3 separate regions of the Mus musculus genome follow, and regions 2 and 3 are each linked to region 1. A link is a loop called in an ENCODE intact Hi-C map of the cell type or tissue named here. Cell type or tissue: left cerebral cortex. All regions are shown on one strand. Each heading gives the region's core, and the rest is flanking DNA. Links, peaks and the distances in the headings are about the cores only. Region 1 holds the start of Gm51877. Region 2 holds the start of Drg1 (developmentally regulated GTP binding protein 1). Region 3 holds the start of Patz1 (POZ (BTB) and AT hook containing zinc finger 1).

Region 1 (10,758 bases), core at 1,147-9,146:
ACATGGTGGCTCAAAATCCATCTGTAATTCTAGTTCCAGGGGATCTGCTACCCTCCTCTACCCTCTGAGGGCACCAGGCACACATGTGGTGCACACACATAATAAACATGCCATGTAGGGGTGGAAAAGATAGCTCAGCAGTTACACTGTTCTTGCAGAGGACTCACAAACAGTTCCCAGCACACACATGCTGACTCCATCTGGAACTCAAGTTCCAGATGAGTCACCTTCTGACCTCTGAGGGCACCAGACATGAACATGCAAACACACAAGACATGCAAACATACATATTTAAAAAGAATAAATAAAAAAGGAGTGGCGCATGCCTTTAATTCCAGCGCTTGAGAGGCAGAGACAGGTGGATTTCTGGGTTCAAGGCCAGCCTGGTCTACAGAGTGATTTCCAGGACAGCCAGGGCTACACAGAGAAACCCTGTCTCAAAAAACCAAAAATGTAAATAAAAAAAATTAAAATAAGGAAGGACACATGTTCCAAAGCTCCATAGCCCTTGCTGACAGAACCTCCCACCCCCAAGAATGTGCATGCAGGACCCTTATTAAGGGGTCTTAGTTCCTGGCCCTTAAGGTGACCAATGAATCAGAGAACAGCTGTTTCTACCTGCCCAATTTATAAATCTGTGAGCAAAATACTGGCTTAATCCTCTGGTTTGGGGTATGACTTGTTCTTTGTTTTTCAGTGGCCGCTAGGGATCTGAGGACCTTGTACACTAAGCTTGTACTCTACCACTGAGCTCTATCTTCAGTACCTATTTTTACTTTTTATTTTTAATTTTTTAAGATTTATTTTATGTGCATTAGTGATTTACCTAAATGGAGGTAGTGTGAGACATGCATGTCTAGTGCCTTCCAAGGCCAGAAGGTTGTCCCGGAACTGCAGTTGTTCCATGCAGAATCATGTAGATGCTGGGAATCAAACCTGGATCCTCATCGAGAACAGCCTGTGCTCTGAACTGCCGAGCCATTTCTACCAGCCCTGTCTCTCATTTTTTTGGGAACAGGATCTAACCATGTAGCCCTGGCTGGCCTAGAATTCATGATGTAGACCATGCTATCCTGGAGCTCAGATATGCCTGTGTCCAGGCCTCTGATGAGATGAGGCCTAGATGAGACTGACATCTAGGGTAGTTAAATATACTCAGATTTCACTAAGTGACCCTGACAACTTCAAGAGAATAATTTTCTGGGCTAGAAATTTCACTCGTTCAGTTCCAGAGTACTTCATTAGCACAGATTAGTTGGGCCTGACTGCTACTACTGTATGACTTAGGCTCTAGGTCTCTAAGTCAGCCCCTGGGAGTGGGTACCTTCTGTACTCCATAACAAAAGGATTAGCCCTATTTCTCTCAGCTTTAAGAATCTAGATCCCAAAGAAAATCTGTTGTTTTTGTTGTCTATGGTGCTAAAGATCAAGAAAGCACTCTTATCCTTGAGCTACACTTCCAGCCTAGAAAACATGGCTTTTAAGAAAATAAAAGCGGCCGGGCGTGGTGGCGCACACCTTTAATCCCAGCACTCGGGAGGCAGAGGCAGGTGGATTTCTGAGTTCTAGGCCAGCCTGGTCTACAAAGTGAGTTCCAGGACAGCCAGGGCTATACAGAGAAACCCTGTCTCGAAAAAAAAAAAAAAAAAGAAAGAAAGAAAAGAAAAGCGGACTGGAGAGATGGCTCAGCAGTTAAGAGCACCAACTGCTTTTCTGAAGGTCATGAGTTCAAATCCCAGCAACCATATGATGGCTCACAACCATTCTTAATGAGATCTGATGCCCTCTTCTGGGGTGTCTGAGCTGGAGAGTTGGCTCAGCGGTTAAGAGCAATGACTGTGGGCCGGGCATGGTGGTGCATGCCTTTAATCCCAGTACTTGAGAGGCAGAGGCAGGCGAATTTCTGAGTTCGAGGCCAGCCTAGTCTACAGAGTGAGTTCCAGGACAGCCAGGGCTACACAGAGAAACCCTGTCTCGAAAAAAAAAAAAAAAAAAAAAAAAAAAAAGAAAGAAAGAAAGAAAGAAAGAAAAAAAGAAAGAGCAATGACTGCTCTTCAAGAAGTCCCGAGTTCAAATCCACAACCACAAGGTGGCTCATAACCATCTGTAATGAGCTAGGATGCCTTCTTCTGGTGTGTCTGAAAACAGCTACAGCATACTTACATATAATAAATAAATCTTTAAAAAAGAAAAGCAGTCAGTGTTGATTCCCTACGATGTGTCTTTGCATATTAAATGTTTTCAAGAAACTTTATACATATTATATAAGGCTTCACTCCCCCCCCCCATTGCTAAATTTAATCTTCAGTACTGCTATTTCCAACTCCTAAACTAAGCTAAAGATCAATATATTTCCTAATTCTACACAGCCTCTATGACAATAGAGAATCAGGCCTAAGTGCAGATGTTTCTATGTCTGTTGTCTGTATTCTTTAGGCACAGGCCTGTAATTTCCAGCACTTGGGAAGCCCGCCAGGGTTACATAGTGTAAATCTGTTACAAAAGATAGTTTGCAAAAAAGACTTTATTAAGTCATTACAAAGGGGAAAAATTACTTTTGTTGCCAAAACTCAAAGAAAGAATGGGAAGTAGCTTTCTCAAGTAAAATAAACGATATTCAAATGCCCTACTGCTCCTGCTGGCTTTCAACTCCCCGGTTTCAAGATCTGAAAAATTAAAACCATCATGTTCAGCCTCGCTGTTCTTTACAGGAAACAAAACAAACAAACAGTATCCCTCCACGACAAAGAAATATCAATTCTGGGCAGTCCCAACAGCTTGGCATACTCCTACAGACTTGTTCACAAGTGACCTTCCCAGAGCGGCAGTTCTTGGATTATCCACTTATATCCGAATCTGTATCCTCCATCAACTTGTTTCGGCACTCGGGCAAAAGCCAGGCTTTCTATTTCCCTCAGATACTTTACTCTTCCAGATTATTCATTGAAAGCTACTCTAATTAGTCAATTCCCTTCACGTGGGATCACAGATAATTGTGACAAACTTGCTTATCAATGCACCATCTCTTATGACTAATGCCCTTTAGAGTAACTTCAGGGACAGTTTTAGCAGACAAAAAGGCGCGAAAAATCGGGCCGCTCAGAACTTTACCCTAGATCACACCAATAAAAAACAAACAGGTCACGACAATGTTCTCCTAACTGACCCCTGTCGCAAAAACACCAGCAGTGGCCCAGCCCGGTGACCGCTAGCAACTGGACAATACAGACCCACCCAGACCACCCCGCTCGCGCCGGCGTGGCGCGGGTCCCGGACAGCGCGCTGCTGGCTCCGCCCCTCATGACGCGTGGGAACGCGGCGCCCTTCCTTGAGTTGCCCACAGCAGCCGCCTTTGAGCCCGGGCGCCGGCTCCCACGGCACCGGTCGCGATCACCTTCCCGTAGCCGCCGTGCCCTTTTGGCTATTGTGGCCTCGCCATCCGGCCCACGCGGAACCCAGCGCGGCGGACAGCGCCGCCCAAAGCAGCTTTTCTGCCAGGCACCGCTGCGGACACCCCAGGTCCTGCGCGCTGCGAGGGCGGTGCCTGGGTCCCCCGCGGTGCTTGGCGGGGGGGGGGGGGGAGAGCCGCGCCGGAGGGCCGGGCCTCGGTTACGGCGGCTGAGGAGAGCCAGCCCGAGCGGGTGGGGGGGAGGGGGGCGCAAGCGCAGGCCGCGGCCAGCGACGCCGGGCCTGGAGCGGGCGCGGGGGGACGCGGCGGCCGAGGCGCAGGGCCGCCCGGCGGCGGGCGCTCCCAGCAAGGGTACGGCAAGCGCGGGGCCCCGGCCTGCGTGCGAGGACTGCGCGCTACCCCGGGAGCGCGGGCGGCAGGGCGCGCGCGGGGGGCGGCAGAGGCGCGAGGCGCGCGGGCGGCCGGCGGGCAGCAGGCGGGCCTGCGCCGGCTCTAGGCGGCCGACCTGTGGACTTGGTCCCTGCTCCCTGCGGCCCGCCTCCTTCCGTGAGTACCGTCCCTGCCCTTCTTCCGGAGGAGCCTCTAGCCCGGGGCCTGGGTGAGGGGCCAGGGGTTCGTTGGAGGAGTGGAGTTTCCCAGAGGAGGCCCGCACCGGCCCTCCCTCGCCGCGGACGCCCCTCACATGGCCACAGGTGTGGCCGGCTGAGAGAGGTGCTCTCCGGCCGGTTCCCCAGCCCCTCTCGCTCGGGTAATAAGGGGCAGCTGGTGCCATCCATTGACAAGTGACAGGCACTTTCCAGCAGCCCGACTTGCCGGATCGGCAGCCCAACCAGTCCTACCTCTACTCTACTCCGGGAAACTTCACCACCACCGCCGCCAGGTCGATTCTTGTGGGTGGCAGCGACTATTTTGGTTTCCCTTTGTATTAAAGATAATTAAAGGTTGTACCCTGAGTTGGGCCCCTTCCACTTCTGCTTTTCTTTGCTATGGGTACTCTGAATACTTCAGGTGGTTCTCTTTCCAATTTAGTTCTGGTTCATACCGTAGTTTTGGGATTTTTTTTTTTTAACTATCTTGATTTTTTTCTTTTTTCCCCTCAAAGTTCCAGTTTCAGAGAAGCAGCTAAGGCTTTGGAATATTTATTGTTCTGTTTGACAGTTTTGTGCCTAATTTTATTTTCCAGGTGCAAAAATATTGTACACCAAGAAGCCATGGAGAAAAGTGTGGCTGAAACAGAAAATGGAGATGCTTTCCTTGAGCTGAAGAAACTGCCCACCTCCAAATCCCCCCATCGCTATACGAAAGTAAGTTTTGTTTCACATGAAGTAATAATGTGTAGCTATTTCATTGGAATTATCTAAAGTGGTAGTTTTGCTCTGACTCATTGGGGACTAAATAAATTTTGTAAAGCATCTGCATTTGGTCATTTTTAAGTGTGACTACTGGGTTTAAACTGTAGGTTTTAGGTGAAAGGCTGTTGTCTCAGATCCTGTGTGAAATTTGTAGATAAGTGTTTGTACCCAGATGTTCTTTAACAGTTGGGTGATTGGTTGGCAGGGATCAGGTGAGGTTTCCAGCTCTGGGATGTTTCACAGGATCGGTGTCTTTGTATGGATGTTTTCGTAGAAGTTCAAGTCCCTAGAAGAGGAGTCTGGCTGGAGTAATTGGATTTTTAATCCTTTTTTTTTTTTTTAACTTCTTATAAATTGGATATAAGCTCACAAAAGTAAGAATTCATTCATATTTCATTGCTGAAGATTACAGAGTGGTTACCTGTCTATTACAGTTTCTGGAAATATGTTTGTATGTGGTACCCGCTTGCTTCAGCCTGAGTGTGAATTTAGAGGTGTTTACAGCTGTTTTTAAACTGGTTGTCTTACTGTCTTCTCTGACTAGAAAGCACAGCACGGTTATAGGCAGTAAAGAGAACACATCTGTGGCATATGGGCTGCTGAGTGCTTCTCAACACATTAACAAGTTGCAGGGAACGGTAGCTTAGTTCTACTTTCTCAAATGTCTCGGGCTAGAGTATATAAGTGCTCCTGAAGGGAAAGTCTTGAAGCTGCTGTGACAGGCATTATGCTTTAGTTGTGTCCTTATTTCCTTGCTATGAACACGATTATGAACGTCAGCACGGCCTATTGTCCCTGGCCTGCTGGGACACTTACTAAAGCTAGGCTACTGCCTTTACTTTTCCCTAGTTGGTATAAAGTGTCAGGTGGTGTCAGGTAGCCATTTTCAGAATTAAAGAGAGAATGGATGGTTAAATAAATGCATGAATAAGTATGCCTTGGAGGGAATATTTAATTATAACATGAGTACTTGACTCAGTGCTTTCCCATCATAGTGTTAGTGTGTTCTGTTGTGATAGGATGTTGGTTGTCAGGGTCTCTCTGTGTAGCCCTAGCTGCTCTGGAATTCACTAACGTCCATCAGGCTGGCTTTAAACGCACAGACATCCACCTGCCTCTGCCTGCTTATTGCTGAGATGAACATTTGTCAGAAAGCTTTTGAACTATGTATTTAGGCTTTCTCTTCCAAATGTAGATGCTCTCATGCTTGAAAAGGACTCCACAACTTAAACTCATTGCCTAAAACGTTGACAGGTGAATCTGAATGTATCAGATGAAGGGAATGGCTTTGAACTACTTGCAAGCTTATTTGATTTCAAATTTCCTAGCTCTTTCCTAGTTCTTGGCTTTTTTGAAGGATTCTCATGTAGCCCAAGCTGGCCTTAAACTTGAGGTGACACTGGCCTTAAACCTGAGGTGAAGCTGGCCTTGAACCCTTAATCTTCCTGTATTCTAATCTACCAAGTGCTTTACAAGAGTAAAATTTTACAAACGTAAAGCACTTGGTGCGTGTACAGTGGAACAAGTGCCATCAGCTCCAACTACTTTTTGACAGGTGTCTGTGAGTTCCAGGCCAGCCTGGTCTGCAGACTGAGTTCCAGAACAGCCAGGGCTACATAATGAGACCTGTCTTGGAGGTTGGGGACGGGGGAAGTAAGCCTCAGAAAACAGTAAGATTTAAATTCTAGGCAAAAGTTGGGAATTGGTTGATAAATTTACTATACAAAAATCATGTTTGACAATTTTATATGTACTGTCCATAAGCTTGGTAACCTCTAACAGGTGACACTTCAGTGATGTATTTAGCATAAAAATAAGAATGTCTGTTTTGAGGAAGGCATAGTTAGGATGTAAAAAGTCATTATCCATTCTTTTTTTGTTTTGTTTTGTTTTTGTTTTTGTTTTTGTTTTTTTTTTTTTTGGTTTTTCGAGACAGGGTTTCTCTGTGTAGCCCTGGCTGTCCTGGAACTCACTTTGTAGACCAGGCTGGCCTCGAACTCAGAAATCTGCCTGCCTCTGCCTCCCTAGTGCTGGGATTAAAGGGGTGCGCCACCACACCCGGCTCATTATCCATTCTTAATATGTCAGCTGTCCAGTACGTAGGTAACTGGAAGTTCTTAGCTAGCTGGCAAGGCCATAGGTACTGGGTTCTGACATTTCCTACCTTTCCAGTTCTAGCTCCCCTTTAAAAGTTGGAACTCAGGTTCTTTGACCCCCATGAGTGTTCTCCTACTTGCCCATCATGATAGGAACTTTAGCTAGATAAGAAGCCAGTCATTGCACACAGAAATTTGTAGGAGGGACCTTTAATTCAAGAAAGGTTGCTATAAAAGGATGCTAGGCTTACGGATAACCTGCCCAAGAATATGGGAGTTTGCTGAGGGTTCCCAGTGGTCCAGCTAGACAGGAGCAAGTCTGGTAGTTAGTGGCACAGCTTCAGAAAGGGGTGATACAGCTTGGGAGGAGAGGCTAAGGAGTGTTGAGTGCCACTCATGGACTGGATTACTACTTTACCATTCACTGGAATGACCTTCAGTCTGAAACTTAGCCTCTTCCCCCCCCCCCCCTTTTTTTTGGAAACAAGGTTCCTCTGGCCCTGGCTGTCCTAGAACTTGTTCCATAGACCAGGCTGACCTCAAACTCTTTGCCATCCCATGCTGGGATAGAAGGCGTGCATCCTGGTCACTTAAGCTTCTCTTAATCTTAAAATCTTAATCCTTTTCCTCTAAAGTGAAGATACTACTGCTGATCTTCTAGGGGCTTTTATGGTGAGTAAATGGGAAAGTGCAGGTCTCTAGTGTCTGGTACATATTTCTGCTAAGAACTATATGATACATTAAGCAGGCCTACTCAAAGACGGATCTCATTTTAATACCAGCTTTAGAATCAAGGCAAGTAAACGCCTTCTTTTGTTGTTTTTGTCTGTCATGGAGCCTGTATAGCTTAATGCCTACTAGGTGTGCCCTCTTCCCCTAAGCTGTACTGTCCATCTCCAGTCTAACTCGGAAGCAGATTGCCCTAAAAGTAACTTTAATGTTGGGTTTCCTTGGACCTGCTTACCGTTCTGTAGTTTTACATTGTTTTTTACCAGTTATTTTGACTAAAAGGCAAGGTTTATTTTTATTGCATTGGCCAGGTGCACAGAGGGGAAAATTTGAACAAAAGAAAACTAGGTGTTGGTGGTGGTGGTGGTGTTGTTTTTCTAGTAGCATTTTCAGTTTCCTATGCATTCTCCACTAGAAAAGTCTGTTAGGTTAGAGTGGGTGGGTATGGCTCGGTGTGGTGCTAACCATCTACCAAATTATTCCCAGCATCCCCTTTAGTAGCTGGCTACATTCATCAGTGACATTGGCCAGATTGGCTAAAACAGGTGTTTTTACCCCATTGCTGTCTTTGTGTGTGTTGGGTGTGTATGTTGCACCTGTGTGAGTGTGTAGGTAGTGACACCCATGTGTGGATATGCTGTCTGCTTTATTGTCCTGAGGCACAGTCCTTCCCTGAATCACAAGCTCATTTTTTTGACAAGCCTGGCTGGCCAGTGAGCTCATCGGATCCATTGTTCTCCATCCCCATTCTGGGTATAGCCATATTCTGATTTTTGAATCCAGGGGATTCAAACTCAACTCCTTGGGTTTGCAGAGCAAGTACTCCTGTCTACTGAATTGTCTTCCCAGTCCCCATTATTCCCTATTTTTAAAGCTGTGTTATCTTTGAGATCAGTTCCAGTGAAGTATCAGACCACTGCCATAAGAAGCCTGATGGGCCCAGCCCAATATTGATGGCCACATGGAAAGTAGGGACTGGAAGAGGAGATCAGAGATGGGCCTCCACCTAATGGCTATTGTTAGGACAAGGGCGTGCTTTAGGGAGAACATAGGTCACTTCTAGAGTGCTTAGAACTGGATGCACTAAAGTCTTGATTTTTAAAAAGGCAGACCAGGAAACCCTGTCTTGAAAGAAAGAAAAAAAAAAGCAAAACATCTTATTTATACTGAACTTGTTACTGTTAAGAATCAAAATCAGAGGCTGGAGAAGGTGGCTCAGCGGTTAAGAGCAATGGCTGCTCTTCCAAAGGTCCTGAGTTCAAATCCCAGCAACCACATGGTAGCTCACAACCATCTATAGTGAAATCTAATGCCCTCTTCTGATGTGTCTGAAGACAGCTACAGTGTACTTAGATATAGTAAAATAAATCTTTTTTTTTGTTTTGTTTTGTTTCTCGAGACAGGGTTTCTCTGTATTGTCCTGGAACTCACTTTGTAGACCAGGCTGGCCTCAAACTCAGAAATCCGTCTGTCTCTGCCTCCCGAGTGCTGGGATTAAAGGCGTGCGCCACCACACCCAGCTAAAATCTTTAAAAAAAAAAAAAAATCAAAATGAGTGCCAGTATGTGGTGGCACATGCCTCTTTTTTTTTTTTTTTAATATCTTGTTTATTTTATGTATATGAGTACACTGTAGCTGTCTACACCCCAGAAGAGAGCATCAGATATCATTACAGATGGTTATGTGGTTTGCTGGGATTTGAACTCAGGACCTTTAGAAGAGCAGTTATTGCTCCTAACCGCTGAACCATCTCTCCAGCCCACACATGCCTTTAATCCCAGTCCTCCAGAGTCAGAGGTTGGTAGATCTCTATGAGTTTGAAGCCAGCCTGGTCTACATAATGAGTTCCAGATCTCACAGTGCTATGTAATAGAGACCCTGACTCAACAGAAAGAATGAAATTCATTTTACAAAAAGAGTCATCTTTTGTCCCCTTATGCATTATCACACGTGTGGTTTTACAGTGTCAGGATGCTAATGTTGCTTCCCTGTGGGGTTCTTAGAGAAATATTTGGGTAAGGAGCTTGTTGCTCTAGATTTCTATCCAGACTTATTCATGGTCTCCTTTTCCACTGATTACTAGAGTGTGTGTCAGTATCTCCCAGATTGATTGTTTTGGGAAGCTTGACAAGATTTTTAAGGGAGCTTGACACAGCTTCCTTGTGTGTGTGTGTGTGTGTGTGTGTGTGTGGTTTGGAGAGTTAATTAGTAGCTTGTTTCTCTGCCTGGTCAAGTTTTAGCAACCTGTACAAATAGTGAAAAGTCAAGGACTAAATCCTCTCATATGTATGGGATGATTCAGAGGTTTGGTCCACAGTCTGTAAGGTGTGAGAAGAGTGTTCTCACATTCTGATGAAATGCTCAGAAGGAGCAAGCATTCCCAGCTTCAGTGGGCGGGCATCTTCATTCAAAATCAGAAGTTTTATTTGAAAATACCCATAAAGGGCTTCTTTTCACGGAATAGTTGATGTTAAAGCTTAATGAAATTGCCAGCTATGTAGTTTTAATCCCAACATCCAGGTGTTTGTTTTGTTTGTTTTTAAAGATTTATTTATTATTATACATAAGTTCACTGTAGCTGACTTCAGACACACCAGAAGAGGGTGTGTTGTGAGCCACCATGTGGTTGCTGGGATTTGAACTCAGGACCTTCAGAAGAGCAGTCAGTGCCCTTACCTGCTGAGCCATCTCACCAGCCCCCAACATCCAGTTTTAATCCCAACATCCAGGAGGCAGAAGCAGGTAGATCTCTTGAGTTGAAGACCAGCCAGACCTACAATACAAAGTAAGGCCCTGCTTTAGAGAAAGGAAGAGTAAACTATGTTAACTTAGCTAATAGTCTTTTATATGCCTTGGGACATTGCCTGAATTTCAGCTCTCTAAATCCAACAAGAAGGCTTCTGCCCACCTAAAAATCCCAATTATTATTATTACAATTCCATATATATAAAGTGTTCTGACAGGGAAATCTATGCTGGTACAAAGTAGATCAATGGTTTCTAGGAAGTGAGGGGAGAGGACAGTGAGCTACAGCCCCTGCCCTTTGATTACAATTTTAGTTAGTTTTCCTATACATAGAGGTTTCCCATATGCCCTTTAGTTCATTTACTCTATTGGCTTTTTGGTATTTTAGTACATTTGTTATGACTGAGGAGCCAAAGATACTGTTGTT
Region 2 (10,758 bases), core at 1,022-9,021, 62 kb after region 1:
CAGGGCTAGCAAAAACATGAGTTCTGAGCTGGGCAGTGGTGGCGCACGCCTTTAATCCCAGCACTCGGGAGGCAGAGGCAGGCGGATTTCTGAGTTCAAGGCCAGCCTGGTCTACAGAAAGAATTCCAGGACAGCCAGGACTACAAAGAGAAACCCTGTCTCGAAAAACAAACAAACAAAAAAAAAGCATGTGGTAGGGCTGGAGAGATGGCTCAGCGGTGAAGAGCACTGACTGCTCTTCCAGAGGTCCTGAGTTCAATTCCCAGCAACCACATGGTGGCTCACAACCATCTGTAATGAGATCTGATGCCCTCTTCTGGTGTGTCTGAAGACAGCTACATAAAAATAAAACTTTTTAAAAAAAAACAAAACGAAACAAAAAGCACATGATAGCCACATTGAATGTATTTTCACTTTTCTGGTTGTGCTGCCTAGTCTTAGGCCAACTGGACACAACCTAGAATTATCTGAAAGGAAGAAACCCCAGTCAAGGAAATGCCTCCAAAGATCCAACTGTAAGGCATTTTCTTAGTGACTGATGAAGGAGCTGGTCTGGTGGTCCTAGCTTCTAAGAAAGCAGGCTGGAAAGCTGGAGAGATGGCTCATCTGGCTACTCTAACCAACACCCACATGAAAGCTCACAACTGTCTATAACTCCTGTTCTAGGGGATCCAACTACCTCACGGACATACATGCAGCCAAAATGCCCATGTAAATAAAATTAAAATAATTTAAAATAAAAAAGCAACCAGGCTGAGCAAACCATGGAGAGTGAGCTAGTGAGCAGTACCCACCCATGACCTCCTTCAGTGATGGGCTACAATGTGGAAGTGTAAACCTAGTAAATGCTTTTCCTCTCCAACTGGTTATGGTGTTCCATCCAAGCAACAGAAACTATGATATGACACACACTAACGTCAAGACACTGCCAACCCAAGTGTAGTGTCAGCACACCTCTAACTCTAGTACTTCACAGGCTGCAGCAAGGACAAACCTGGGAGTTCAAGGCTAACCTTTACTATATAATAAGACCTTTTCTTGGGCTGGAGAAATAGCTCAGCAGTTAAAGAACACTGGCTGTTCTTCCAGGGGATCTTACAGCTTCACACAGATATAACTTCAGGCAAAACACCAATGAACATAAAATAAAGATAAATAATAGAATTTTTTTAAAAGACCTTTTCTTAAAAAAGACTCAATTCTGCAAGTCATTTTGTGCATATAAAGCCCCGTCTCAGATGATCTTCCCTCAATGTCAGATCAAAAAGCAGACCCTTTTTTTCATATATTTTCATGGGTCCTATTTCACTCTAATAACTTTCTTGTTAAGTGTAGTAACTTTTTTTTTTCCCACAGGGTTTCTCTGTGTAGCTCTGGCTATCCTGGAACTCACTCTGTAGACCAGGCTGACCTCGAACTCAGAAATCCGCCTGCCTCTGCCTCCCAAGTGCTGGGATTAAAGGCGTGCGCCACCACACCTGGCAAGTATAGTAACTCTTAAAGAGATGAAGGGCCTACTAAATAAAAAGACAGTCCCGACATACTGTGGGCTATTAATAAAGCACTTCCTAAATGAATGAAAACAATGGGTTTCTTCCCTTTCTTGGCCTGAAAAATGTTACTCACCTGGATCTTGGCACCTTTATATCTGATGACACCAGGCACTGTGGTCAATGTAGTGAATTCATAGGCTGCCACTTCAGAATACACTCCTGCTAAGTTACTTAGCAGAGTTGATTTCCCCACAGATGGAAAACCCACAAACCCAATTCGAGCATCACCTGTCTTGGCCACATCAAAACCTATAAAACAGTAAGAAACATCAAAAACACAAATGTTATCCTTGGGTATAGTACACTTCACCTAATTCTTTTCATATTGTTGTTGGTCTGGTTTTCTAACTTCTAAAATACAGCTCAAGCATGAAATTCACAATTCAATAGTAATGCAGTACTAAAACAAAGAAATCCTTTATCACTTTATTTATAACAATTTTGCATAATATTTAAGGCCCAAAGATTACAAAAGAATTCATCTGCCAGGCAGTGGCAACATATGCCTTTGCCCCAGCACTCAGGAGACAGAGGCAGATGGATCTCAGAACAGCCAGGGATACAGAGAAACCAATCTCAAAAAAAAAAAAAAAAAAAAAGAAAGAAGAGAAAAGGAAAGAGAAGTAAGGAGGAGAAAGAGGAGGGGCTGAAGGTTATGAGGCATAGTAGAGCAAGCCTGTAGTCACAGCACTTGGAAGGTAAAAAGCAGAGGAAGCAGAAATTTAGGGGCCAGCTTGGACTAAGATCCTTTCTCAAAAACATAAAACCCTGGGGCTGGAGCACTGATTGCTCTTGCAGAGGACGAGACTCAATCCCTAGCACTCACATCACAGCTAGCAAGCTTCTCTAACTGCAGTCTCAGGGTCCCTGAGGGATACAGTATGCTCTTCTGGCCTCCAGGGGTGCTTCATAGGTGATACAAAGATACACACAGGCAAAACACATACACAAAATAGCATAGGGGTTGGAGATGGCTCTTCACAAAGCATGCATGCTTATTTCTTAGCATGCGCAGCTACACATGCAGTTCCAAGGGATTTTACTCCTTCTGGGCTCTGAAAGCACTGGTGCACATACAATTAGTAACCACATATTCACACATTTATTTTATTTTGTTTTGTTTTGTTTTGTTTTAATTATTTCTTTTGAGTTAGGGTAGCTATGTAGCTCTGGCTGTCCTGCCCCCTACATGCTGGGATCAAAGGCATATACCACTATCCCTGGCCCACACATAAATTTAAAATATTAACAATATCAAAAAAATAAAGCCAGAATTAGAGGTATACACCTTTAATCCCAGCATTCTGTAGGCAGAGGCAGATGGCACTGTGAGAGTTTAAGGTCAGCCTAGTCTATACAGTGAGAGTGTCTCAAACAAAACAGAACCACAAAAAACAAGATACAGATTTGAGGCTCTGTGTTTATCTCTGGTTTGGATTTTATCCGATCCCTGGGAATGGTGTGACCAGATTTTTTGAAATGGGATATACTTACATAGCCTAGGCTAGTTTGGAAGACTGGAATTTGCAATCCGCCAGCCTCATTCCGGAGTACTGTATGTGCATAGCTTTTGAGATTGTGTGTTTGAGTGGGCATGCATAAACTGGAAGTTGATATCAGGCTTCTTCCTCTACCCTCTAGTTCTCACTACCAGCCACCACCACCCAACTCAAAACATTAATTACACCTAATGTGGTGGCGCACGCCTTTAATCCCAGCACTTAGGAGGCAGAGGCAGGCAGATCTGAGTTGGAGGCTAGCCTGGTCTACAGAGTGAGTTCCAGGACAGCCAGGGCTACACAGAGAAACACTGTCTCAAAAGACAAAAACAAAAACAAAAAATTGGGCTAGGAGATGGCTCAGTAATCAGTGTGCCTGCCACACAACATGAGGACCTAATTGTGGATTCCCAACACCCACAGGTAAAAAAAGCCCTGTAGCAGCAGCACACACCCGTGATCCCATTGCTGCATTATAGGCAGGTCTCCAGAGACTGATGGATCGCCAGTCTAGTTGAACTGATGAGTTTCAGGATAAGTAAGACCCTATCTCAATTTAAAAAAAAAAAAAAGGACTGGTCTTCCTATGCACATAAACACACAGAAATGCATTCTTGGAAGCCAGACACAGTGGTGTGCACTTTTAAGCCCAGCACTTGGGGAGCAAATGGACTCTGTGGAGTTCACTGCTAGCCTAGACTTTATAGTTAAGTTCCAGGATAAGAAGTACACAAACAAAAAAAAAATTGTCTATGGGCATATGAATATATAACACACATACACACATTAGATATTTGTATTATTTTACACACACATATTATATATTCACACATATTACATGGAACTACAAACCTTCTCCTGGCCCCCCGCCGCCGCCACCTTTAGGAGTGATGAGTTCTCTTCGAAGTTTAGCAAGGCGAGCCTTAAGCAGGCCAAGGTGATGAGCTGTGGCTTTGTTCTTCTGAGTCCGAGCCATCTATCAGGGAAGAATCACAGCCATAAACTCTGCAGCGTTCCAGGGGAAAAGTCCTGAATGCTCCCAGAAGCTGAGAATATGTTTTGGCTTTCTAATGTCAGTGTAACCATTTTAATTTTTCTTAACACAGGGTCTCTTTATGTGGTCCTAACTGTACTACAACTTATTATGTAAACCAGGTTGGCATTGAATTCATTAGTGTACCACTGGCCTCGGCCTCCTGAGCTCCACCTAAGAATTATTTTTTATCCTTAGACGCCCACAATAGAGGTGAAGGTGAACAAACTGTCTATTGAAATACTGCTTCAGGGGAAGACCAAATGGCTCATATTCACGAGCATCCAGCAAACTGCAGACTGAAGAGGATACAGGCAACTAAGTATTTTTTAAAAAGAAAAACCAAGCCTGGCTAATGTCAGCACTCTGGAGGCAGAGGCAGATCTGTCTGAGTTCAAGGCCAGCGTGATCTACACAATGGGATCCCTGACATCCAGAAGTATGTAGCAAGACCCTGTCTCCAAACAAAGGAGAGAGGTAGAGGGAGGGAGAGAGGGAAAAAATCCAGGGCCAGATAGACACACTCAAGTGCACTTGCTGCCAAACTTGGAAGACCTAAACTCAATCCCAGAAACCATGACTGAACAGAACGATTCCCCTAAGTAATGCTGAACACACACACACAGAAACATAAAAATAAACTGAATTCCCTCTCCCCTCTCCAGTTCATTCTCTTCACCACAAAAGAAACAAACGAGACCCAACGTGAAAGGACCCACGGTCATTCGAATTTCTATCCACAGAGGGAATTAAAATGCATCTGCTGATTCGTTTCTACGGTACCCAATCTAAAAGAAGGGTGTCACATTACGGACTTTAAAAAGCCCTGAAGGTCTCAGGGATGACGCGCCATCCAGGTACAATCTACTTACTCCCAGATCTTACCGTCACAACCAACGGCGTGTAAAAGGGGACCACCAGTGAGTGGCAAGTGGGCAAGGAATAACGGGACAAGACCTCAAAGCCCGTGATCGGATCACGGAGTCTGGGATATAGAAGTCGTGTGGCTCAGAGAAAAAAGCAAGAAAAACAGAAATAATGTCGAGACATGCGCCGAAAACCGGAGCAAGTGCTGGGTGTGGGATGTGGGAGGTTGCGCAGAGACGGAGCTGGCGGATGGGAGCTGAGAAGCCCAGGCCCGAGGAACTGAGGGAAGGGGCTGCATGGGGACGGGGCTGCGGCAGCGCAGGTTTAGACTACGGGGGCGATGGCAGCTGGTGGCACAGGGGTGGAAGCCAGGCCCTGACGCCGCGGACGCAACACCGGAGGAGCCGCAGCGCCGCAGAAGGGCCAGGAGAGAAGCGCCGGCTGCGCCTTTTACCTCGGCTTCGATCTCCGCGATCTTCGCTAAGGTCCCGCTCATGGTGGCGGAGGGCTTAAGGCCACACCAGCCTCCACACTGGTTAGGTCCCCCTTCTCGCGCCCGCCGCGCCTCTGGCCACCACTGCAGCGCGCAAGCGCGGGATCTGCTAAGCTCGCGACACGGTTCCGCGAGAAGTCCGCGCCGACGCTCTCGGAGATGGGCGGTCTCCGCCTTCTCCGCCGACTCCTCCCTGTCCCGCCAGCCAGCGCGGTGTCATAGAGCCCGCAGTGAGGTGACCAGAGCGGTCGCTCGGGCCAACTTCCCGGAGCGCGCCGAGGGTCGCGCGCAGCTCGGCCCCACCCCGCCGGACCTGCGCTCGCCCCTTCGACTCCCGTGCCCAGCGTGCACCTAAACCCGGCGACCATCAGAGTGCGCGCAGATACTTGGAAGCTCCCTTTCTTCATCAGGACAGACCTCGGCTTCCTGGGTTGTAGAGAGACTCAGAGGGGTGGGGGGTTGTAGAGAGACTCAGAGGGGTGGGGGGCACAATTTTTGAGGGATCCTTTGTTTACCAGGAACCCTAAAGAAGGAGTGTGGCACTCAACGAGCCACAGTTAGTGGATCGAATGAGCTCTTCCAGAGAGAGCCATTACTTGGAGAAGCTATCATGTTGAAAAGTTGGAAATTATGTTAGCACAAATTAGAAGGGAATGCATAAATAAATATAAAAGCATTTTTATTGTGTAAAATAAGGTTACAGCCACTAAAGCGTAGTGTGACTGGAAGTGAGTCCCGAATTTGTCAGATGGACAAATAGAACTGTGCCTTTTATCATTATACTCTCTAGGCTGTTTGTTAGAAATACACTTAGAGAGGCATAGGGTAGTGGTACCCACCTTTAATCCCAGCACTTGGGAGGCAGGCGGATTTCTGACTTCGAGGCCAGCCTGCTCTACAGAGTGAGTTCTAGGACAGCCAGGGCTATACAGAGAAACCCTGTCTCAAAAAAAAAAAAAAAAAAAAGTACCGGAGTGTGTCTCCTGGTGGTGCTGAGACCAAGGATCTCCTGTGTTCAAGGCAACCCTCGACTACCACACACCATGCCAGAAAGTACATTCTAGGAAATGTAGATAAACCAGATGATAGAGGCGCACGCCTTTGATCCCAGTACTCAGGAAGCAGAAACAGGTAGATCTCTGAGTTCAGTTCCAGGCCAGCCTGGTCTTCAGAGCAAGTTCCAGGACAGTCAAGGCAGAGAAAGCTATCTCGAAAAACTGGGAAAAAAATAAAATAAAAAAGGGAAAAAAAGAAAAAGGGAGGTAAAAGAATGGTTCCCATAGGAAGGTTTTTCCTGTAATGCCGAGGACTCACTCATGACACTTAGATCGGGAGGATCCCCCTGAACCCTGAGGGGAGAATTGTTTATGGGTCTGATGATGAGGGACATAGAGGGACCGACCATTTGCTTTGTGTAATTGTTTAATTGGGCTTTGGACACGGGTGCATACTTTCTTTTATCTAACTGTGTAACTTTGAATGATCTAAAATTAATTATGTAGACCAGGCTGGCTTGGAACTCCCCCAGATCCACTGACTCAGTGCTGAGGTTGAAGGAGTATATCACCACTCCACCTTTTACTTTTGAGTTTTTGTTTTTGTTCTTTCTAGACAAGTCTCTGTGTAGCCCTGGCTATCCTGAACTCACTCTGTAAACCAGACTGGCCTTGAACTCAGAGATCTTGCCTGCCTCTTTAGTCCTGAGTGCTAGGATACTCTGTTTTCTGATTTTTTTTTTTTTTTAGCTTATTACTATTGGTTCTACTTTCTCATTAAATTTTTACAAATTATACATTTTATTTAGGGTATGTATAATTTATATGCATAAAATTATGGATATTTTCTATGTATAAATTATATATACAAATATAATTTATGTGCATTGGTGTGAGATCGATGTGAGCTGCCATGTGGGTGATAGGAATTGAACTTGGGTTCTCTGGGAGAACAGGCAGTGCTCTTGATTGCTGAGCCATCTCTCTAACAACCCCCTCCACACTCCCTGACTCTGGAGGTCTGTTGCTCATATGGAGATCAGAAGACAGTATGAACCCCAGGGATCAAAGCTGGATCCTCAGGCTTGTCAGGAGGCACCTTTACACACAGAGCCATCTCGCTGGCTCACATATATTTCTGTGTTTCCATTTTATATAAGATTGATGCACCCATAATTACTGTGTAGTGATAAAATTTAAAAAGACTTCTCCTGGGCTGAAGAGATGATTCAGAGGTTGAGGTCACTGACTGATCTTCCAGAGGTCCTGAGTTCAATTCCCAGCAACTACATGGTGGATAACAACCATCTATAATGAGATCTGGTGCCCTCTTCTTATATGCAGGCAGAACTCTGTGTATATAATAAATAAACCTTTTGTTTTGTTTTGTTTTGTTTTTTTCGAGACAGGGTTTCTCTGTGTAGCCCTGGCTGTCCTGGAACTCACTCTGTAGATCAGGCTGGCCTTGAACTCAGAAATTCACCTGCCTCTGCCTCCCAAATGCTGGGACTAAAGGCGTGAGCTACCACTGCCTGGTAATAAATAAACCTTTTTTAAAAAGACTTCTCTTCTTCAAGTGTTTTATGGAAAGGTAGTCAGCATGCCCAGCACTGTTTTGCTCTCTGAAAGAAGCTTGCTGTGTATAAGTGAGTTTGTGTTGATAGATTAATCCACTGGGAATGGACAGAAGAGGCTTACCCATACAGATGGCCTCTGCCCCACCCAGAGAAGGGTTTATTTATATAAGTTTGTAAATAAAAACTATTCCAGCTTGCCAGGGGTAACAGTGAGAAATTGTATCTAGTTGTAGGGAGGGAAAGGGAAACAAACGCTTTTACAGAAAGTTCCTGAAGGACCTGGGCTTTGCTTCTTTTCTTTAACCTCAGCCTTTTCATAAATAAATTAAGGAATAATGAGGTAACTTGATCCAGCGCCATTAGTAATGGAGAAGGGAAGAAGAGGCAGGAAGCCCAGCTGGAAAGGGGAGTGATCAAAGATCAGTCTTAAAAGACAGATAAAATCAAATCAGCAGCCCTTCCAACCAGGGTGCTCATGGAATATGGGACAGCAACAAAGCGTCACCTCTGCAAGGGGGTTCTCCTTAACAAATCTCTCCATAGGACCTGCAAATTCAGCTCTTTACAGCCATAACCTAGGTCCAGTCAGCGTCAGCCACTTGTTACAGGGAGATCCTGTTGCCATAGAACAAGAATAAACGTGTGACGCTCAGTGTGGTAGCTCACACCTGAACTTCAGCTTTGGAGTCAGACAGATGTTGTGGGATTGGAGGTAGCCTGGGCTACATGTTGAGTTCCAAGACAGATTGCCTCAAATAAAATACTAATGTCAGATGTGGTGACATAGCTGTATTTGGGAGGTGGAGGCAGGAGAATCAGGAGCTGGCAGGGTGCCCATGTTATATTTGACCTCATCAAAAAACAAACAAGCCGGGCGGTGGTGGCACATGCCTTTAATCCCAGCACTTGGGAAGCAGAGGCAGGTGGATTTCTGAGTTCAAGGCCAGCCTGGTCTACAAAGTGAGTTCCAGGACAGCCAGGGCTACACAGAGAAACCCTGTCCCAAAAAGACAAACAAACAAAACAGAAAAATAAAGAAGCCTCATTTCTTTCGAGGAGATTGGGGGCTGAGGTGGAAAGGACCAACATTCCAAAAAGGGTATAGCTTTCCTGGAACTCACTCTGTATACACCAGACTGGCCTCGAACTCAGAGACCCTCTTGCCTCTCTGCCTCCTGAGTGCTGATATTAAAGGTGTGCACCACCACCAGCCATCTTACCAGGAGATTTTAACTGTTAGAAACTAACTACAGTTGTTAGGTTTTTTTGTTTGTTTGGTTGGTTGGTTTTTGGTTTTGGACTTTTTTTTTTTTTTAGATGTATAAGGTGTCTTGAGTAGTTCTTGGGTTTGGGTTTTGCTTGGTTTTGTGAGACAAGATCTTCTAAGTAGTCCAGGCTTGGTTTTGTGCTCAACAACACATTCTCTGACCAGGATACTTCATCGCATCTATCTGGTTAATGCTTCACAGTTTTTAAGTGTTCCTTGGCAGTTCCTGGGTAGGGGCTCTGGCTTTTGCTTCCCCAATGGCACATCATGTTGTTGTTGTTGTTGTTGTTATAAAAGATGGGCCAGGAGTATCTAGTGTGGTGGAACAATGGTTCAGCAGTTACTAGCACATGCAGCTATGGTAGGGGATCCTAATTTGATTCCCAGAACCAAGAACCATCTCATAACCATCTGTAATCCAACTCCAGTGCCAGGGGGGTCTGCCCAATGTTCTCTTCTGGCCTCTGAGAAGATCAGGCACAAATGAGGTACAGAGATATACACAGGCAAACTATTCATAAGCATAAAATTAAATAAACGTTAAATAATTCTCTCTCTTTCTGTCTCTGTCTCTCTGTCTCTGTCTCTCGTGTGTGTGTGTGTGTGTGTGTGTGTGTGTGTGTACAAAGATGAACATCAGAGGACAACTCTTTCTCCTTCCACTGTGAGACCCAGGATGGACTCATGTCATCAGATTTCAGCAGAAAGCACTTTTATCAAATGAACCATCTGCTTGTCTTTGAGGGGTAAGGTGCATGGTGAGGTCTCCTGTAGTCCAGGTTGACCTTTGTTAGTTGTCAAAGCACAGAGTAAAAGAGACAAAAGAGTCCGGGCGTGGTAGCCCACTCCTTTCATCTCAGCACTAGGGAGGCAGAGGCAGGCAGATTTCTGAGTTCGAGGCCAGCCTGGTCTACAGAGTTAGTTACAGGACAGCCAGAGCTATACAGAGAAAAAAAAGAGAGAGAGAGACAAAAGAGACAAAAGACAGGAAAGAGACCAGAGTCTGACCTTGGCAGATGATACTGTGTTTATTGGTACAGACATTGAAGGACAGTGGATCTTTAGTCTCTCTTCCTGGAGCTGTTGGTTCAAGCAAGACAGACTAGCTTTTGCTACAGGATATTTGACCACTGTGGGCCTCCAAGATTGTGCTATTTAAAAAAAAAAAAAAACAAAAAACAAAAAAGGTTTCTAGGTGTTACCACTAGACTTAGCACACACCTTTAATCCCTCTGGCTGGAATACAGACATGCCCTCGGTACATACCTTTAATCCCAAACTCTATCCCATTGAAGATCACGTTAGTTTGTAGAAGGAAGTAGCCATGTTTGAAAGTGATGTCTAATTGAGTGGCAGACAAAATGATAAATCAGAGAAAAATTTTAAAGACTAGGATCTGCCCAACTCTAATGAGAAGACAGAGAACAAAGAGGCTACTTAAGGGAGCAGCGAGAGCACACACACACACACATAC
Region 3 (10,758 bases), core at 1,073-9,072, 87 kb after region 1:
GGCTGGAGAGATGGCTCAGCCATTAAAGGTTAGGCTCACAACCAAGAAGAAACGTACAAGCAGGACACAGTGACGCAGGCTTGTAAATTCAGGGATGTGGCATGTTGTATATGTAAATCCCAGGATGTGGCATGTTGTATACATACACACATACACACACACAGTTTGTGCTGGAAAGATGACTCTGTAGTGGTTACTCTTGCAAAGGCTATGTAGACAAAGGCAGTAGAGTCATGAGTTCAAAGCCTGACTCAAAAAAGAAACCAAAGTCTAGGAAGTGTAGAGACCAGAGTTTGGATCCCTCAAAATCCATTTAATGGTTTATCTGTAAATTCCAACCTTGAAAAGCAGAGTCAGGGTGCTCAGATCCAGCCTGCTAGCCATACTGGTCATGCTGATGAGTACTGGGTTTAAGTGACAGGCCCTGCACATGAATGAGGTGGCAGAACAACTCCCAACACCAACCTTGCACCTCCACGTGCTTGTGCAAATGAGTGTATTCAAACCCTCACATCTAAGCAGCTTCACATGGCAAAACATGCATATACAAGTACTCCACATGCAAAAGACAAAAGCCACAGACCAAACAGATGAAGGCCCAGTGAGACGGCTAACCCAGCAAGGTACCTGCCTTAAAGCATGATGACCTGAGCTCAGTTTCAGGGACTCACATGGTACAAAGAGAGAACCGATTTCTGCAAGTTGTCCTACACACACACACACTTACACACACACACACACACACACACACTCACACACACACATACACATACTCACACACATCCAAGAACTATTTTCATATTATATTTTATTATTATTAAAGATATTATTTATCTATAATATATAGTGAATTTTCTTCAGTTGATCATTTGTTTTGGAGGAGGGAGGAAAGAGAGAGAGAGGGAGAGAGAGAGAGAGAGAGAAATAACTAGTACAGGTACAGAAAAGCATCAAAGGAAATGTTTGTAGCACTTAACTCTTGGTGGTGAAATCACAGGCTCTTATTTAATTTTTCTTTTCTTTTTTTTTTTCCAAGACAGGGTTTCTCTGTGTAGCCCTGGCTGTCCTGGAACTCACTCTGTAGACCAGGCTGGCCTCAAACTCAGAAATCTGCCTGCCTCTGCCTCCCAAGTGCTGGGATTAAAGGCGTGTGCCACCACCGCCCGGCTTTTATTTAATTTTTCTTGTTGTTTCCATATATGTTCTAAAATTCCTATGGTTTTTACAATCAGGAAAAATAATTAACAAGAGAAAGGAAGCTGTAAAAGCTGAGGGAGCTTCAGGTGGGCTTTTGTCAAGGATGGTCCAGAAGAGGGGCTCCACGGGAAGGGGAACTTGGATTGGCCAGAGACACGGGGAGAAGAATTTTTTTGTGTGTGTCTTTATTTTTTGTCTTGTCGGTCTGTCTCTCTGGGCTTCGGAATTATTGCTGGCAAGGTCTGATGTCTAGTTTGTTTACTACTGTATCCTCTCTAGCATCTAAACCACCCACAAAACAAAACAAAGAAAGCCTGGAGCTTAGTAGGTGCTCAATCAATACCAATCTAATGAATGAATGAATGAATGACCTTGACACCTTCTCTTAGCCAGAGAGACAACGATGCTCTTCAGTTTGCTAACCATCTGGTTCCGAGCCAAGACTGAGGTACACAGTTTCCATGGCAACTGAAAAATGTCCAACAGACCAGCAGCAGGACGCAGACTCAGGGATTGTGAGCTTTGTTTCTCGTCAAGGTGTAGCCTAGAAACTGGGAACGAGGCAGTAGGCTCTGTTGACAGATGTGGAGGGGAAAAGATCATGAATATAGTTCTCTTAGCCAGGCTTGTTAAGCCCGTTGGTGAATGCTCAGGTAGGACAGCTTTAAAGATTGGAGGTTCTAGTTTGGACTCCTTTGTGTCATCTTGGACCCATTTTTAACACCACTGAGTTTCAGCTTGCTCATTCTTTGGCGCTCGCGTGGCTATGTGTGTGTGACAAGTATTGAAATTTTATAAACACGTCTGAAAGCCTAAAGTTACAGAATAGGTGCCTGTGGGCCCAAGAGACGGGCATGATGAAAAACAGGGGTATGGAAAAACTCTGGCCCCTGTATAATCAATTGCACCAATGTGACATGCAGGATAAAGCTATGGGCTGGGATCAACGCTGGTATTATCACCTGCTTCTTCTCCAAGGTGGGGGGCCCTGATTCACTAGGCTTACTCCAGCATCAGCATTTACAAAATGGGGCTAATGTGTGTCCCTTGCTTTCCTCGGAGCACTGTAGGTGAGGAGCCTTGTGAGCTCCCCTTTACAAGGTGAACCCTCTAGATGTAGCATCCAGTTTTCTAAACAGCCTATCGTGATACAGTGTCTGAGGCTACTAATGACCTTCGGATCCCCGCAGAGGAGACACACACCTGGATTGATTCCTGACTCTCCTAGTGTTTGTGGCCTTGCGCTTTTCCATTTTCTCTAACCTGGGGAAATGGAGATAAGTACACTGGGGACTGAGTAAGCAGACTTCCTCTTTCTGCTCCACAGCCCTGGGGAAAAAACAGGAGCCTGGCACACACTAGGTAAATGATCTACCTTAGAACCCTCAATAGCACAGTTGAACACAAGAATTTCTAGTTCCCAGAATCTCCCTCCAAAATACTGTGACCGAGAAATTAAAAGCAGTATTTAGATTGCTCTAACACAGGATTTGGGCTTAAGGGGACAGGTCTTTCTTTAGGGTAAGGGAATTTTCCTCAAGCCTCATTCCTCATTTTATTCAGGAAATCTGGAGTGTAACTGTCTGAGGAGGGTGAATTCTCAACTTTGTCCGGGGCACAGGTTACAAAACTGGCTCACAGAAGCCAAGTAACTGGCACCGAGACATAACGAGAGCGCTCAGGTCTAGGATTTGAACTAGGGTCCTCTTTACAGTGCCATGCCGAAAAGCCTCAGTGAGATGAGTAACAGGCTAGGCGCACGCTGGTGGGAACCCCAAGCCGAGATGAAAGCTGGTCCCGTTCATTTGCATGGTAATACCCAGAATGCTTTTCCACACACACCGCTACATTTAATGGAAGCGCTCAGTTTGGAGCCGTGCAAAGTTTGGAATACGTGCTTCGCTCCTCTCGCAACTGTGGGAACTTCGCGCCAGTACACGTGCTTTGCCTACAGTCTCTGATACCAATAGCTCAGCGACAGCCCAAGCAGACGAACCTGTGTGCAACCCTCGCCTAATAGCATCCTCAGGCGTCTTAGGGACAATGCGCTCTAGCCTGGCCGCACGGTCCGTGGTCAAAGTGGCCGGCATTTTGCCGGGCGGCAAGGGCTAATAAGCAAGCTTCTGGCTTGGGGAAGATCGAGGGGGCTTCTTGATCTCTGGATTCCCTAGTTTTCTTACAAAACTGCTGGGACATGCAGGGGTCGTTGATTTTGTCCATCGCCATCATACTGTCCCTTCTCTGAGCTGGCTTGTGACTTCACGCTCCCTGGGGCACAAAGCCCAAGTAGCTGTGGGTGGGGAAAACGACCTATCTCTAGTTATCCAGGCGTGCCGGGCATTTGCCTCGGTCAGTGTGAGGCAGGCAGAAGGTTCCGCCTGCGTCGGATCGGGATCCCGTCTCCTTCCTAGGGCAGCAGAGCGGGAGGTCTCAGCCGACTTCTAGGGATTTCGGCCATCAAAGGAGAACTAGGCAGGGTGCTGATGCCCGTCCGACCTGCGGGTGCGCAAGGTAGGCTGGGGGGCTCAGATCCACAGGCTCTGGCTGCCCATCCCGCACGCTCGCCTACACTCTGGGCGGGCAGCGGAGGGGCGGCTGTAGCTGGTTTGCTGGCTCGGCGCTCAGATCGTATTGGCCGGGGTCGGGGGGGGGGTGGTGGTGTGTGGGGGGTGGTTGAGGCTGCAGCCCCGGGCCCCGCGGGCGGGGTGGGGAGGCGGAGGATCAGGCTGCGCTAGCATTGGCGGAGCTGGGGAGTGGGGGCAGGAAGCGAGCGGAGCGGAGCTGCAGGGGGGGGGGTTGTATAAATAGGGAATGGGGGACGTGCATCCTCCGCTGGGTGAGGGGGGGGGGCGTTCGGCACAAAGAAAGTGGAAAGTTTGCAGCGCTAGGCGGCCCAAGCTAGGGAGCCGGATGCGCACGTGCTGAGTCGGGGCGACCGAGACCCCCCACGCCGAGCTCGCTGCTTTTTTTTCTTTCTGCAAGCTGGGGGGGGGGGTGTTGTTGGTATCGCCCCCTCCTTCTCCTCCCCCCAGGGGTGAAAGTGCAAGAGGAAGTGCAGCCGCTGCCATCTTTCCTCCGTTCCGAACGCACGGAGCCTGGGGCCGCAGCGCCGCCGCCACTCGTGCCTGGCTTGGGAAAGGGCCCACCCTGCTACTGCCACCCGCTCGCTTCGGCCGCCGCCTTCGCCGGGCTCCAAGACTCGGCCTACGCCACCGCCCCTGTGCGCGCGGACCGCCGCCTTCGCCTTCGCCTTTTGTTTCCTTTGCTCCGGCGCCCCCACCCCGGCTCGCGCTTTGCAGGGGACGCAGCGCGCGCCCCCAGTGGGCCCGGGAAAAGCCTCGGAGCGCGCGCTTGCGCTTGCGCGGCGGACCCCTCCTCCTCCCCGCGCGCGCGCGCGCGCCTTTTGGCCGCGCGCCGGCGCCGCCTGGCGGGCGGGAGGGGAGGTGGCAGCTGCGTTTGCAGGAGGGGCGCACCTCTTCGCTCGTTTACCCCTGGAAGGTAGACCTAGAGAGGGAGGCGGGCAGGCGGAGAGGGAGTGCTACGCGGGTCCGGCGGAGGTTAAGGGCGGCAATGTGGGGGGCAGTGCCCCGCTGGGTCTAGCCCTTTTTATTAGAGCAGGGGGCGTGTGCGCTGGGCGCACCTGAGAGTACTACCGAGCCCTGGGCCGCACGTGCGGGGAGTGTGAGTGGTCCGCTGCAAAAGGCGTCTCGCTGCCTAAGGGAAGGGACCAGGGACTGGCGGGTGCCCGGCCCGGCGAGTGGGGAAGGGGCAGCGACCATGGAGCGGGTCAACGACGCTTCTTGCGGTCCGTCGGGCTGCTACACCTACCAGGTGAGCAGACACAGTACGGAGATGCTGCACAACCTGAACCAACAACGCAAAAACGGCGGGCGCTTTTGCGACGTGCTCCTACGAGTAGGCGACGAGAGCTTCCCAGCGCACCGCGCCGTACTGGCTGCCTGCAGCGAGTACTTTGAGTCTGTGTTCAGCGCCCAGTTAGGCGACGGCGGAGCTGCAGATGGTGGTCCTGCTGATGTGGGAGGCGCGGCGGCGGCTCCAGGCGGCGGAGCTGGAGGCAGCCGCGAACTGGAGATGCACACCATCAGTTCCAAAGTGTTCGGAGACATCCTGGACTTCGCTTATACGTCCCGAATCGTTGTGCGCCTAGAGAGCTTCCCCGAGCTCATGACGGCCGCCAAGTTCCTGCTGATGAGGTCGGTCATCGAGATCTGCCAGGAAGTAATCAAACAGTCCAACGTGCAGATCCTCGTGCCCCCTGCCCGGGCTGATATCATGCTCTTTCGCCCACCTGGGACTTCTGACTTGGGCTTCCCTTTGGACATGACCAACGGGGCAGCCATGGCAGCCAACAGTAACGGTATTGCTGGCAGTATGCAGCCCGAGGAGGAGGCTGCCAGGGCCACAGGTGCTGCTATTGCGGGCCAAGCTTCTCTGCCTGTGTTACCCGGGGTGGACAGATTGCCCATGGTGGCTGGACCCCTATCCCCCCAACTACTGACTTCTCCGTTCCCTAATGTGGCATCCAGTGCACCTCCACTAACTAGCAAGCGAGGCCGGGGACGCCCCAGGAAGGCCAACCTGCTGGACTCCATGTTTGGGTCTCCAGGGGGCTTGAGGGAAGCAGGCATCCTTCCATGTGGCCTGTGCGGGAAGGTGTTCACTGACGCCAACCGGCTCCGGCAACATGAGGCCCAGCACGGCGTCACAAGCCTCCAGTTGGGCTATATCGATCTTCCTCCTCCAAGGCTGGGTGAGAATGGGTTACCCATCTCCGAGGACCCCGATGGCCCCAGAAAAAGGAGCCGGACCAGGAAGCAAGTGGCTTGTGAGATCTGTGGCAAGATCTTTCGTGACGTATACCATCTCAACCGGCATAAGCTTTCCCACTCGGGGGAGAAGCCGTACTCGTGCCCGGTGTGTGGTCTGCGGTTCAAGAGAAAAGACCGAATGTCGTACCATGTGAGGTCCCATGATGGGTCAGTGGGCAAACCGTACATCTGCCAGAGCTGTGGGAAAGGTTTCTCCAGGTGAGGATGGCACCCTCCCCCACTCCCTGCTGTGTATTATCTTAGTTCTGTCTCGAGACAGATCCTTCCCAGGATCTGGGGATGTGGATCTTGTGGGGGTAGAGGGTCACTGGACCTTAATAGAACATAACATGTTTAAATGTTTTAAGATCTCCAACTTTGATGGTGTGGCCAAGAGCTGCATCTATGCCTTCAGGCAAGTTCTCTGGCACCAGGGTGCTTACTAGCTTCACCCTCCCAGGGGCCTTGTAGGAAGGGGCCGGATTCCTTAGGCCAGAGCCATTGGGCCTCCCCATTCTTCTCCCCTGGTTCCCTTTGTGTTTCCGGCACCAGGCGTGGGGCCCCCTCTGGGGGCGGGAGGCTGGGCTCCTCCCTCGACTTTCCCCGCCTGAATGGCTTCGGAGGGAAGAACTGAACAAGTGTGTCTAGGACTCCTTACACTCCCGAGGCCTAGATCCTCCACCAGTTTGAACAGGCTGGCCTGCAGCAGTAGGTTCCAGCTTTGCCCCTCATGTGACCCTAGGTTTGAGAGACATAAAAGCCGGCTACGCAGGGCTGTTTTGCAGTAGTAATACTGGAATCTGATGCGCTCTGACGTGGTGGCTTCAGAATCCAGTGGACCCACAGGTCGTCTGTTTGTTCTCAGGACAGACCTTCTTTTCAACTTTCAGAGAGCCTTCTTGGGAACTGAAGACTTGCCTGGGAGCAGAGGGCTGGTTTTGTTTTTGTTTTTCTCCCAGTTTGAGAATATTGAATAAAAGGCTGATTTTAACTGAAATCCCAAGGATTTTCAGTATGTGTGAGAGCTTAGAGACAGAATTCCCCCAGAGAGGCCCCAAGTAGGAACCAGTCTTACCGGTCAGACAGCCCCTGCCCACCTGCTCTGGCGGGCATCTGGCTTGCCAGTCCAGCTGGGGACTTAAAGCTCCATCCCTGGCCTCTGGGGACTGAATTCCATCCGGGTGGCATTCATTGGCTGCTGTGGCCATTGGCTGCTGTGGCGGGAGAGGCTGGGGGGAGGGGAACGCAGTGCTTCTAAGGGGCTTTAGTCTGGACAATGAGTCCCACACCCACCCCTCCCTGAAAGGCTGGGCAAGGCATCCCCGTGTCATTCTAAAGCTGCTGCCTCAGGTCCTAGGAATCCTTGAATTTCTGCGGAGGAGGGGGGATGTGGGGGGTGGGTTAGTTAGATCAGAGGGAAACATTTGCTCCCCTCCCAAGGCGGGTGTGTGGCTGAGATGCTTGGGCCCCTGGAGCTAGAGCTGGGTGGTGACTTTGTCTTTGTCTTGCTGGGGTGGAGTTCTCCCTGGGGTGGTGGTGGTGGAGGGAGGCTGGCCAAGTTTGGCCCATCTCTTTTGATGTCTTGTTTTTAAAGTCTGTTGATCTCTTTTCCAGGCCAGATCACTTGAATGGACATATCAAGCAGGTGCACACTTCTGAGCGACCTCACAAGTGTCAGGTAGGGACTGGGCCAGGGAACAGTTGGGTGGAAAGATGCTGCTGTCCTCCAGCCTTGGCCTGAGCACTGCTTTGCACCCCACCCCCCACCCCTGGTCGCCCTGTCCTTTCTCTGGCCTCCTTTGTTCTATACCCAGCTTCCTCTGTTTCCCCAGGGCTATGAGACTCTTTGTTCACTTGTTTCGTCTCCACAGCCTTTCCCTCCTTTCTGTTGCTTAGCTTTCCTGTCCTGGCATTTTTGGGCATTGGCTGGTGGGCCACACTACACAAGTGTTTTCATGGTGGATCTGACACCTAGCTGGGCCTGGCTGCTGGTTCCCAGTAATTTGTATGAACTGTAGGGGTTTCAAAAGGGCTTCCGGTGGCCCAGCCAATAACCCTTCCTCTGGTTTGAGCCGAGTGGGAACTTGTGGGTTCCTTCAGTGGAGAAAGCGTGGCAGAAGAGGCTGTAGGTAGGGAGAGGATGGTCTCATCTCCCAACACAAACAGCAAGGGCAAGGCAAGGCAAGGCAAGGCATTCTCTTCTAGTGTGGAATCACGTAGGGGAGGCTGGACTGGATTTTCTCCTGTCTGCTTGAACTCTCTGGGGACTCTGCTGGGACCTAGAAAATGAGTTTTCTTTCTTGGCCTCTGAGCATTTTTTTTTCAGTGTGATGCAAAGTACACCACTGTCTTCTTGGTTATCTCCCTTCTGCTGTGGCAAGTGCGTTCAACTGATGTCAAAGCAGTGACATGAGCTATCCTACAGCCTCTGTCAGGGGATCCCTGCTTCTCCTAACCTGCTGGCACGGGTGGGTTCAGGAGAATATAGGGAGGAATGGCCTTGTGCAGCAGCACAGAGCTTCCAGGACTAGGGCTTCGCTGCTCACAGATGCTCAGCCGGGAGCCTGGCAGCCGCTCCCAAGGATGCTGACTCCAGATAGGCCTGCTGGAATCTGTCTTTGCCTTGCTGCTTTCTGCCGCTCCATCTCTGATTTTGGTTGCCACAGAGCACATTCTGACTCCCAGGTAGTGTGCTGAGCAGCCCCAGACAGGATAGGAGAAACCCAGAGGGCAGTGGGGGTGTGCCCGGTGGCCTGGGGGGGTAACCTGCACTCTCTGCCCTTTTTCCAGGTGTGGGTTGGGAGCAGCAGCGGCCTGCCGCCCCTGGAACCTCTTCCTAGCGACCTGCCATCATGGGACTTTGCCCAGCCTGCTTTGTGGAGGTCGTCCCATTCAGTTCCTGATACCGCCTTTTCCCTTTCTCTAAAAAAGTCCTTTCCAGCCCTTGAAAACCTGAGTCCAGCACACTCCAGCAATGCGCTCTTCTGCTCAGCCCCACCAGGATACCTGAGACAGGGATGGACAGCCCCTGAGGGCAGCCTGGCTTTTACTCAGTGGCCTGTAGGCTAACCTGGGTCCCTCTGGAGAGGTGGAGGCAATGATGGCTGGCTGGAGACTCCTGCTTTTGGCAGAGGATAGCTAGCAAGATGGTTCCTGCCCAGCACTCTCAGATCCTTCCAAGATGTCCTAACATTTTTCCCAGCTCAAAGCTCTCAAGTAGAGATAGGAAGGACCACCTTTCTGAAGGCCCCTCCCCTGTAGGCGCCATGTTCCTTTCTGAATGCTCTCCTCTCCCCTCCCCTACCTCAACAGGGCTGCCAACTTTGGGGAATCTAGAAGTTGGGAATTCTAGGGAGTTAAGCCCCAGCTTCTGTGTCCCTTCCCCTGGTCTCACTTTTCACACTGACTGGGGCTCCCAGTCACCCTCCTCTTAATTGGGCGGGAGGGGGAATCACCCTACTTCCAGAGAAGTGTCCGGTCCGGTACAGCTTCCGGTACAGCTTCAACTAGGTTCAACTGTGCAGCTGAACTCTTAATGTCTCACAAGGGCCTGCTTTCAGGTCTGGCTAGTGAGTTCTCATGGCTGAGGTTTTTTAAAGCGGGTCTGCTCAGAACTAAACTAACCAGTATTGTATTGTGATACATGGCTTTAGGGACTGACAGAGCAGGTAGACACTCCCTCCCCCAGGGCCCCTTGGTGTGTCCCTTAGCCCCTGCAGACTGCCTGGAGATCAGGATCGATGATAAAAGTTTTCATTCTAACATTTGAGGCTTTGTGTGTTTTGTCCTTGGTCTGTCAGTGACAACTGGCACCATTGTCCCTTGGTGTATGAGCCAGCTCCTGCCCTGCCTCTGCCCTTCAGCACACAATTTCACAGACCTGACCCTGTAGCCAGAGCCTTATAAAGAAGATCCAGCAAGGGGTGTGCTGGCTGTCATTCTGCCATAGAGGATAAAAGGGGGCCAGTTACTCAGACTGATAGAAAAGCCTTTGCAAGGTAAGGAGCCGGGAGCTTCAGGCTTGAGTCTCCCTTACCTGGTCTAACAAGCCCTAGCCATTGACTGGACCTGGAATTTAGCCAGAGTTGAGAGACTGGAGTTTCTCAGCCATCTCCCATTGCTTCTGGTAGCCCCATGTCTGAGACTGGTTAAATAAGGGTGAGCTGAGGGTGCACAAAGGGGTTAGAGCCAGTGGAGCTGGACTTTCATGTGTTGCTCTTAGATTTTTTTCCTGGCTGTAGGAGGCTTTGCAAAATGCACCCTGTTGCTTTCAGACTGCCAAGGCTGCCTGGGCTTGGGACGCACTAGTATTCTTGGGGTTCCACTCAGAACTGAAAGCTTTAGGGAATGTGGGAAGAGCGGCAGCAAGTAGTGTTAGGATGCATACTAACAGCAGCCGACTGTGTGAACCTTGGCTGTGGGCACAGTAGGCACTTAAAGCCAACAGGCAGTCCCACTGTGCCATTGGCCGGCTGGCTTCCTTTCGAGGCCCTTTTGTTTACTCCCTGTCTACAGGATGGGGAGTTCTGGAACTCAGGTTCTGGGTGGCCTTTTTGAGGCCTGTCTCCCTCAGCCCTTCGAGTCTCTCCTGAGTCATGTGACCATCCTGTTTTGTGCTGTGTGTTAGTCTGAAGTTTTGGTTGGTCCAGGCTTGGACTTAACACAGGAAAACCTGGGGACTCCAGTCACAGGATTGCTTGAACAGGGACACCAACAACTACTTTACGTTGGC

Evidence for each region. Peaks named below come from ENCODE experiments on the same cell type or tissue, not always from the same donor. Only the 100,000 strongest peaks of a DNase experiment are listed, where the experiment ranks them.
Region 2: it touches region 1 in a loop (2.8-fold over the local background); 6 of 42 quality-filtered maps call a loop at or near these places.
Region 3: a loop joins it to region 1, with 10 times the contacts of the local background. A loop is called at or near these places in 2 of 42 quality-filtered maps.

The regions. Positions count from the first base shown.
Region 1 is chr11:3,199,038-3,209,795 of GRCm38, forward strand. It overlaps Gm51877, which reads right to left and starts at 4,181. Exons shown (of 1, transcript XM_030246456.1): 1 at 2,507-4,181. The coding sequence starts at 4,181. The coding sequence ends at 3,108. It overlaps Eif4enif1 (eukaryotic translation initiation factor 4E nuclear import factor 1), which reads left to right and starts at 3,546. Exons shown (of 19, transcript NM_023743.2): 1 at 3,546-3,760; 2 at 4,593-4,713. The coding sequence starts at 4,621. It also overlaps a transcript of Sfi1 not described here. In left cerebral cortex, for the core only: no CTCF peak of the experiment used is centred there; a DNase peak (open chromatin) is centred at 4,154; H3K4me3 peaks cover 1,333 bases; H3K27ac peaks cover 258 bases.
Region 2 is chr11:3,260,863-3,271,620 of GRCm38, forward strand. It overlaps Drg1 (developmentally regulated GTP binding protein 1), which reads right to left and starts at 5,601. Exons shown (of 9, transcript NM_007879.2): 1 at 5,407-5,601; 2 at 3,905-4,028; 3 at 1,627-1,802. The coding sequence starts at 5,448. In left cerebral cortex, for the core only: a CTCF peak has its summit at 5,625; DNase peaks (open chromatin) are centred at 4,996, 5,605 and 6,386; H3K4me3 peaks cover 2,330 bases; H3K27ac peaks cover 1,442 bases.
Region 3 is chr11:3,285,640-3,296,397 of GRCm38, forward strand. Patz1 (POZ (BTB) and AT hook containing zinc finger 1) reads left to right here and starts at 4,818. Exons shown (of 4, transcript NM_019574.3): 1 at 4,818-6,245; 2 at 7,641-7,704. The coding sequence starts at 4,975. In left cerebral cortex, for the core only: a CTCF peak has its summit at 4,632; DNase peaks (open chromatin) are centred at 1,680, 3,108, 3,598, 3,961 and 7 more places; H3K4me3 peaks cover 5,197 bases; H3K27ac peaks cover 5,132 bases.